2 separate regions of the Homo sapiens genome follow, and region 1 is linked to region 2. A link is an interaction called in ENCODE POLR2A ChIA-PET data of the cell type or tissue named here. Cell type or tissue: PC-9. All regions are shown on one strand. Region 1 overlaps PLPP3 (phospholipid phosphatase 3). Region 2 overlaps LOC124904185 (a long non-coding RNA gene).

The links. Peaks named below come from ENCODE experiments on the same cell type or tissue, not always from the same donor. Only the 100,000 strongest peaks of a DNase experiment are listed, where the experiment ranks them.
Region 1: POLR2A ChIA-PET joins it to region 2 with 6 read pairs; 2 of 35 experiments call an interaction of 5 or more read pairs at or near these places.

The regions. Positions count from the first base shown.
Region 1 is chr1:56,515,031-56,520,030 of GRCh38, reverse strand. The region is part of intron 4 of PLPP3 (phospholipid phosphatase 3); the gene reads left to right. Among named protein-coding and RNA genes, the nearest start is that of PLPP3, 62 kb to the left of the region's middle. RefSeq lists an enhancer at 3,247-3,396. In PC-9, no CTCF peak of the experiment used is centred here; DNase peaks (open chromatin) are centred at 2,130, 2,930 and 3,450; H3K4me3 peaks cover 2,110 bases; H3K27ac peaks cover 3,909 bases.
Region 2 is chr1:56,454,289-56,459,288 of GRCh38, reverse strand. All of the region lies in intron 1 of LOC124904185 (a long non-coding RNA gene), which reads left to right. Among named protein-coding and RNA genes, the nearest start is that of LINC01767, 42 kb to the right of the region's middle. In PC-9, no CTCF peak of the experiment used is centred here; a DNase peak (open chromatin) is centred at 2,308; H3K27ac peaks cover 672 bases.

The sequences.
Region 1 (5,000 bases), 61 kb before region 2:
GATGGGGAGCCATCAAGACAAACTTAGGCCTACATTACCATCGAGTTCAGAGAATGGCAGACCGGAAGCACCAGCCAGCTCCACTCCAGGCTTTTCACAGCAGCCACTTCTAGAGGCTCCATAACTTTAAGGGCACTTCATGTTAGGTCAATGAATAAATTTTGCCAAATGATGAGCTTGGAAAAACCATGCCCCAAACACCAAATTATCCTGCACACAGAAGCTTAAGGGTGAGGTTAAGGCTTGTTAGAGATTAATGCAAGTTCTAATTAAAAAAAAAAAAACAAACCCACAGCATATATAAGCACAAAGTATGCTTTATACCTCTGAGCCCTGGCCTGAACCCCAGAGGACCACGTCTGTATTGACCCTGCACCTCCATGGTCGGAGACTGAGGATGACATGCTATCTGGATAAAATGTCAACACCAGGGCAGACACCAATTCATGCAGCTGAATGTCTGCTGTGTTGTGCTGAGCCCTGCCCTTAAGGAACTCACCTGTGCATCCAACATTGAGCATTTGGTATATGCTTAGTGAGGGACTATGATGCACCAAGCACCAGCTAGGAGTGGGAATGGGGAGATGGTTACAGCCCTTGCATAATTTAGTCTAGAGAAACAGTACACAATGATAATAGTCTGATACATTGTCCCTCAGGGGCAAGGGGATATGTAGGTTATATTACGGACTCTCAGAATTATGACCCCTAGGCTCACCTGGAGCAGAGAGTGGCAGTAGAGGTAGTTAGTCACATGAAGATAGAGGAGACTGGAAGAACTACATGTGTGAAGGTGAAAAGGAGGAGGTGATTTGGAGAACTGCAGGTATTCAGTTCAGTACAGCTTGGATGGCTGCTAGGAACCAGGGAATGGAGGGCACGCTTGAGAGTGGAAAATACCTTTGGGATCAGTCCCAGCTCCTCATTTTGCAGGTGCATTAGGCAGCCACTTTGTGTCAAGGCCTTTCCTTAGCTGCTGTTCTCCCCGCACCCCACCCCGAAATCTGCACCTTGCCCCCACCCACCTTCTTTAGAAGCCTTTCCTGACTACCCTGTTTAGAATGACAACCCCCTCCTCTGACACTGTTCTCCCTATGCCCCTTTGCAGCCTTACGTCTCACCATCTGACATACTACATACTTACTTGCTTTTTTGTTTCTTCCAACTAAATTATAAATTCTGGCTGGGTGCAGTTGTTCATGCCTGTAATCTCAGCACTTTGGGAGGCCAAGGCAGGAGAATTGCTTGAGCCCAGGAGTTCAGGATCAGCCTGGGCAACATAGTGAGACCCTGTCTATATATATATATATATATAAATGATTAAAAAAGGCTGTAAATTCCCCGGGGGAGAGATTTTTTGGTCTCTTCATTCACTACTATATCCTACTTCCCAAAATAATGCCTGATACCTAGTAAGTGTGCAATAAATATTTGATAGATGAATGAATGAATGAATTTCAGGTCTTCTGACACTCGGGCCATCCGCCTTTCCATTCTGATCAGAACTTTTTTTGTCTCCTCATCACGGACTTGATAGATTGCTAAGGGCCTGTGTAATGTAGGGAAAGTCTTTGCTCCCTCTTTGCTGAGCTCTCTCCCTATTGACCCTTTACTGTGCTGTCCCAGGAGAACTGTTTGTGTGTCAGAGGGTTTGTTGGGTGCCAAGGAAATGGAAGTGGCTGTGCTCTGACAGCCCTTTCTCTGGGCTGTGCTTGTTAGCCATTGAGGTTTTGTTCAGCATGTATGGCGCCCTGGAGCCTAGGGTCTGGTATGCCCACGAGGTGTACCCACAGATCCTGGGAGCAGCTGTAGAAACTCCTTTGGGGAGCAAGATTGTTGTTTCCAAGGGGAATCTGTACCAGATGTTTTTCCTCTTTTTTCTCCCTATATCATTCACTCACCCCACCACACATCCATCTATTTCTGAGTACCTCTTCTGTGACAGACCCTGTGTGAGTGCCTGGGGACACCAAAAGAGCTCATAATTTTGTGTGGAAAGCCAGAGAAGTAAATAGTGGCCAAACAGCTGGATGCATTCTCTGCTTAGGGGTGGACTCAGGGGATGGAAGTGGCCCTCACCTCTGCTATGAGGTATAATGAGTCAGCTCTTAGGCTCCCTTCAGCTTCAGATCAGGTCAGAGATTATTCCACTGTAACTCTTACAAAAGCTGTACGCTTGTGTTTCAAATGTGGAGGTTGATGGAAGTGTGTGCAGGTGAATTAGAGGAGTCTGAAGTTCTAAATGTCCCCTGGAGGTTGTCCTTTGGTGTTTTGCCCTCAAACTGCCTCTTTTCTCCAAAGACAGAGGTCCAGTATAAAAAGACTAAGACTTTATGTGAAGCAGTAATTCCCTAAGGAAGCCAGGCGGTTCTGTGCTTAGAGCACAGACTCAGAAAGAGGCAAATATACTCAATGTACATCATATCTCTTGGTTACCTTGAGCAAGTACTGTGGCTTCTTTTAGCCTTGATTTCTTCATCTGTAGAATGGGCACAGTGGTATCCACCTAACAGGATTATTGTGACAATTGCAGGTAATGTAATTTAAAGCACTACTGGCCCAGGGGCTACACCAATGCTCAGCAAAATGGTGGTTTTCTTTCCTCCCTCTGATAGTGACAGAAGATAAGATAGGATTTTCTTCTAAAGGAAAAGTCAATCGAAAATTCTTTTGTCCTGAAAGTAGTTAAAGAACATTCCAGAGAGATTCTACAATATGTTTGCAAGCTACCCACCAGGCACATGAACCAGAGCCCAGTGAAAGCCATAGAGGAAATTAGAGAAGGGAGAAAGTTTCTCACTGGGTGTCAGTGGTCTGGACTGGCTTCCAGGAAGAGGGTAGGCAGGGACCTAAGGAAGGACAAAAGCCTTCTTTTCACTCTTAGCGGAGCTGTCCCAAGAGCAATGGAAATGAAGTGAGAGGACAGTACAGACCTGTTCCACCAGTATGCAAATCATGTAATGAAACACAAATGACTTAGCAAGAACGAATGTGACTCACACACTCATCTGACTCTGCTGGTTCAGACCAGAGGAACAGCCTCAAGTTCAGTCGGACCTTTCTAAGGAGGTTTTGTTGGAATTCCACAAGACCCTAGTTCTGAAGGTAGGACAAAGAAGGAGAAGAGAACTGCACTGACAGAGTGAGTTCTACATGCCAGGGCCTTACATACATCATTTTGGGGTATGGGAAACAGACATACATCTTTCTTTTTCTCATATCCACAATCAGCAATTTTTTTTTTTTTTTTTAGCAACGGAAAGCGAAATCTTAATACAAGAAAAGGCCTTTAAGATTATATACAAGCTGTACGTAGCAGAGAAAAGGTTCCAATCTAGTTGCTGTGGCTGCAAATCACTTTCTGCGGTGTCATTGTGGGGCTTGGGAAGTAGTTTCAGAGGGCTGATTCTCTAGCCCAGAGGCCTTCATGCAGATGAGGAAGTGAATGCAGATAAGCCAGAATGTCAGCAGTAGACTAGAAGAGGTCAAGATGATTAGACTTTCAGGTTTTGTCCAGCTCTACTTACCCTTTCAGGGCACCTAGGACTTTACTAAAGCCCCTCTGGGTATTCTGATCTGGGAAAGTGTGTTTTGGTCTAGAATAGGGGGATGACATCATCTATCAGCAGGGTTTGACTTCCTTTCTTGAATAAGTTGTACCTGTCTTCTGTGGAGTGGGAATAAATGGAGCCTCCAGAGTTACTTGTCCCCAGGCTCCAGAATGTACTCACTGATCCTAGTGAGGCCCAAACCTGTGGCCTGGAGTGGCTTGTGTGAACTGGGTTCTACACTGGCAAAATCCAATCCATTTGACAGCAGTGAAATTGGAGTGGGATGGAGAAGGTCATCGTATCCTTTCATCAATCCCAAAGCCTGTTGCTACTGGCTTTTTTCTCATATCAGATGTAGCCACTGGATGGAAAGTCATTGTGCAATCTCATTCTCGACTCTTCTTTAAGTTTCACCAAAACTTACTTGTTTTGGTGAAATTGCCACAGTCATTGAGTAAATGTCATTCACCAGGGCAGAAAGGTAACCTGGATTTCTGAAAAGTATCCTGAGTGCCCGTCCTGTGCCGGACAGGTTCCTTTCCATGTCATCTCCTTTGATCCTGGCAACCCAGAGAAGGAGATAGTACTGTTCTACCTATTTTACAGAGAAGGAGACTGAGGCTTATAGAAGTAAACTGACCACCCACTTAGTAAGTGACAGAGCCAGGACTGGAATCAGGGCTATTGTACCCCAAAATGCACTTTACTATTGCACTGCTTTCCCCAAAATCCCCTGCTGCAGACACCAGGATCAGTGCTGACCTTGAGGCATTCCTCCATAAATGTGTTAGTTAACTGATGGATATCAGGGAACAAGCTCTCATCTGCTTACTGTGATGTCTGACTGACTGCTTCCCAAAGGCGTTCTTTTCCCTTGGCTCCCTACTCCTTTCTCATTCATAAGCACTCCCTTCCTTTCTGGAGCTATTCTGATGACTGGTCTCTTCCTCTCTTCTCAAATTCTTATGGTGTATTTATTTTTTTCTTGTATTAAGCTCCAACCTTAAGTATCTGAATCAGGGGAAGGGGAGATGTGGGCTTTGTCCGGTTGGGAAACACGCCCTTCCTCTGCCCCACCCTTGATTTCCAAGGCTTGTGATCTAAGCCTGCATGCAGGGGCAGGGGGAATGGTTGAAGGACTCGTAACAAGCATTTTCCGAGGACCTACAGATTTTTCAGCAAGGGAATTTAGAAAATCTTGCCACTCCAAATTAAGAAATGTGATTAAAGAATAAAATCACCTATTTGTTGAGTAGTATTTCATGCTATCCTCTTGATCTACATTATCAACCAACCTGGACCACAGCCTCTAAGAGAGTGGTTGCTACACTTATTTTATATGTGAGAAAATGGAGGCTCAGGGAGGTTTTCCTGATTAAAATCTGTGCTCTGTCTGTTATGCACCCCACCCTTGTCCACTGCCAAGAATAGCTGAGGGAAGGCCAAACA
Region 2 (5,000 bases):
CTTCAAAGTAGGGAAGATGACTGTGCAGTCTTCAGTCTGTGGCCAAAGGTCCAAGAGCCCCTGGCAAACCACTGGTGTAGGTCCAAGAGTCTAAAAGCTGAAGAACTTGGAGTCTGATGTTCAAGGGCAGAAAGCATTCAGCATGGGAGAAAGATGAAGCCTGGGAGACTCAGCAAGTCTGCCTCTTCCACATTCTTCTGCCTGCTTTATTCTAGCCTTGCTGGTAGCTGATTAGATGGTGCCCACCCAGATCAATGGTGGGTCTGCCTCTCCCATTCCACTGACTCAAATGTTATTCTCCTTTGGCATCACCCTAACAGACACACCCAGGAACAATACTTTGCATCCTTCAGTTCAATCAAGTTGACACTCAATATTAACTGTCACGGTTCTGGAAGCTAGAAGTCCAAGATCAAGGTGTGGGCAGGGCTGGTTTCTTCTAGGGGCCATGAGGGAGACTCTGTTCCTTGCCTCCCTCCTAGCTCCTAGTGGTTCCTTCAGTGTTCCTTGGCTTATAGTCACATTACTCCACTCTCTGCCTTCATCTTCACATTGACATTTCACCTGTGAGTGTGTGTCTATGTTCAAATTTCCCTTCTTATAAAGTCACAATTCATATGGAATTAGGGGCCCAGCATATTTCATTTTATTGCACCTGCAATGACTGTGTTTCCAAATAAGATCATGCTCTGAGATATCAGGTGTTAAGACTCCAGCATATGAATGCTGGAGGGACACAATTCAACCCATAAGCGACACATAGTAAATATGTCTGTTGAATGGAGGAATGAATGGCAAAGGCACGGAGGCAAGAACTAGCATGGAGCCTGTAGAGGGCTCTGGGTTGTTTGGGATTCTTGGCTCAAAAAGAGCAAGGCAGGGAGTGGTGAGGGCTGACACCTGGAGGTGTATGTAGCGCCTCCTTGGCACATGGGGAGCACTCAGATGGTAGCTGCTACAATTTTCATTTTTACTTGTCATTAGGTGAATGCATGACTCTCTCTGGGGCAATGCATCCCTGTTCCTAGAAGACTCAGTTCACAGCAAGCGGGGCTGACCTGTCAGCAATTTGGGCTGGCGTCATCCTGTTTTCCAAAAGCCACGTGTTCACCAGCTTACTCAGCAGGTCCTTGAGGCACACATCTTGTACGGAGGCCTTCTAACCTGGTCGCTGTTCCTTTATACTCCAACAATAGGTTGTATTCTGCCCACTGATAAATAGTCTGTTATTCATGAGCTGAGATCAGGGAAGGGTTGGTGGGAGTTCCGGAATGTTTCCTTTAGGGTCATAACCACTGACACACAATTTCTGACTAATAACCCTTGTGATACAGCATGGGCAAGGTAACAACATAAATAGCAAAGGAAACCGAGATTAATGTGGAAATGTCCCTGGATATCAGGATAGGAAGTTGCGAAGGAGCCAAGGGGGCTCCTTGGAGAATGAGCTGGAAGTCGGGAGAGATAACCTAATGGTGGAGTGAAAAAGGGGCTCTGGTGTTGACACAGCCTGACATGAATCCAGCCTCTTCCTCCTATTAGCTGTGGGATCTGAGGCAAGTCACCTTCCCACTGTGAATCAGTTTCCCCTGCTCAAAGGTGGGAATAATATAACCCATTGTGAAAATGGGAGAATGCATGAGAATTTAACATAGGGCCTGGCATTTGAAGGAGCTCAATGCATGGTAACAGTCATAATAACAGCTCACACCAATGGAGGGATTATAATGGGCAAGGCATTATTCCAATTGCTCACCCATGAGGTCGGCGCATCATAAAACTCTTTTTGCAGTTGACAAAACAAGTTTGGAGGGTTTAAGTAAAAGCCTAAAATCACATGGTTACTAAGTGGTGGAGCTGAGATTCCAACTCAGGCAGTCTATGCTAAGAGCTTGTGCATTTAACTGTTATGCTAGGTAGTTGTAGCCATAATTATAATTGATGTGAATGTTCACTAGCTACAAGGTAAACATTTGGGGCTTTTTCAGTCAAGAAAACTGGAAACAAGCTAAATAATAAAAGTGATTAAAAGTTATTAAACAATTCTCAGGTTCCAGGTTATAAAAATACTTAGATTATCTCAATAATGCTCATGTTTGGCCTGGAAAAGATGTATTCTCACCTGCATTTTAGAAACAAGGAAACTAAGACTCAGAAATATGGCACAGCTAAGATTCAAATCCAAATCTGTTTGAGTTCAAAGCCCAGCCTCTCTCCATCATACCTGCTGCCTCCAGGAAATTAGCTAGAGGTCACCTTCTAGGGGCTGCATGACATCCCAGAGCAGGGATGACTAATACCTGGGAGGCTTTTCCTGACTTGCGTCAGAGCTGACAGGGACGGAGAACCATGAACAAGTTCCCAGCATAGTGGGTCCAAAATGAGTAACAAATCAGACGCCCAAAGGAAGTTTAAAAGGCAATAGGAAAAATACTACTGGGATCTGATGGACCATGGAGTGCAGAGGAAACATAGCAGAGCAAGGAAGATGGATAGGAGAGCCTATATTTAAAACTGGCTCGACGTAAGGAAGGAAGCGATCGACCTAATTTTAGAAAGACTCAGACTCTGAGGCTCCTAAGGTATGAGACGTGGAAACTCGGGTGAGGATTATTTATCATTTATCAGCCTTGGCTTCCAGAGGAGGGGTTGGGGCTGATTCAGCTGAAAAGCATCCCCCATGGGCTTTGAAGTCAGATAGATCTAGGGTCGAGCTGAACTTGGCTGAGTGACTAATTTCACCAGTCTGAGCCTTGGTTTCCTCATCTATAATATGGGGCAATAGTATCTACCCAATAGCGTTTTTTTCCCCAGAGTTAAATGAGAAAATATAGAAAGGGTCTAATAAATTACGTGGCCCAGATGGATACTCAATTAATGTCATTGAATGAATCTTCATGGAGAGAGCACATGTTTATAAAAAAAAGTCTTCAGTGAATCATGATAAGAGTATTGCCAATGGTCTCTAATTTCTTTAGATTAGAAAAGAGGTTTTCATGTTGCTTGCATTTGGTCTTTTCCTTATTTAATGTCTGCCACACTCTGAAGACTTTAAGAATGTTTAATAATTGAATGATTCTGTATTTATATACTCAAACCCTGGCATAAAATATTCTTGCTAATTACATAATGCACTCTGGTTTACATTATAGGACTTTTGGGTTTTTTTTTTTTTAACACCATAATCTCTTTTTTTCTTCAAAATTGAGATAGCTTTATTTATTTTTTCCTGGTTCTAAGAATAATAAAATTTTGTTGAATTTTTTTTTTTTTTTTTTTTTTTTAGTCAGAGTCTTGCTCTGTAGTCCAGACTGCAGTGCAATAGCACAATCTCAGCTTACTGCAACCTCTCCCTCCTGGGTTCAAGCGATTCCCCTGCCTCAGCCTCCTGAGTAGCTGGGATTACAGGTGTACATACCCTCGGCTAATCTTTGTATTTTTCGTAGAGATGGGGTTTCACTATATTGGCCAGGCTGGTCTCGAACTCCTCACCTCAAGTGATCCCCCTGCCTCAGCCTCCCAAAGTGCTTGGATTACAGGTGTAAGCCACCATGCCCGGCCAAAAATAATTTATGAACTCACTGTGCTATGAAGTAGAAAGTGAAAGAATACCCTCTAATTTGACTTCCTAGATATAACCATCTTTTATGCATATATGCTTTTAGATTTTATTCTATACTCATATAAGCACATATGTTGCATTGCCTTCTACACACACTCACACACACACACATTTAGTGCAGTCTTGACTTTTAGCTGAATACATTGCCGCCTAAAATAAAGACAACATGTCCTAGCCTCCCCTTCAGCTAGATGTGTCCATGTGGTTAATATCTGGCCGTTGACAGAACAGAAGACATGTTGTGGAGCACCATAGAAGTAGCTTTCTTGGATGAGAGGTGTGTCTTTTTATGCTTTTTTTTGCCCTCTTTCTTCTGGACTACAGAACAGATGTGAAGCAATCAACTTTTTTTTTTTTTTTTTTTCTTGAGATGGAGTTTCGCTCTTGTTGTCCAAGCTGGAGTGCAATAGCTCAGTCTCGGCTCACTGCAATCCACGACTCCCAGGTTCAAGCGATTCTCCTGCCTCAGCCTCCTGACTAGCTGTGATTACAGTCATGCACCACCACACCCAGCTTATTTTGTGTTTTTAGTAGAGATGGGGTTTCTCCATGTTGGTCAGGCTGGTCTCGAACTCCCGACCTCAGGTGATCTGCCCACCTCAGCCTCCCAAAATGCTGGGATTATAGACTGAGCCACTGCACCCAGCCTGAAGCAATCATCTTAAGCCATGAAGTGACCCTGAGGAGGCAACCACACACTGGACACCGAGGGAAAGGCACATGAATCATGATAACTTAATGGAATAGCCATGCCAGACCTGATTGACCTTCCTCAGGCCTTCCTTATCACTGGAGAATAATCCTCTGTGATTTTATGTCACTGCGGTCAGGTCTTCTATGACTTGTACTTGGTACTTGGATACAATCTCTAAATGATACACAGTCCTCCTGCCCTCTTAAATTAAATTTGTATTATAGATATTTTCCACTGTCAATGCATAAAAAATCTACCATATTCTTTTTAATAACATAATATTCATAATAGTCCATTGCAAGGATTTATCAAAATTTACTCAATTCTTTATTGACAAAACTCAAAATTTCTTTAGAAATTATAAACACTGTGGTATAGAAATCTTTGTGCACAATTTAATATTCTCTTAGGATAAGAAGAGGAATTTTAAGGCTAAAAGATTTGTGCATTTTAAATGGATAGGTATTGCCAAATTGTCTCTAGAAAAGTTGTTCCAAGCTATACTTCTTAGGTAGAATTATATATTTATGTAATTACACATATATATGTTATACATTCAAAGCATGAAGAATAGCATAAGAAATGTGGTATGCCTTAAGGCCGGGCGCGGTGGCTTACGCCTGTAATCCCGGCACTTTGGGAGGCTGAGGCGGGCGGATCACGAGGTCAGGAGATCAAGACCAT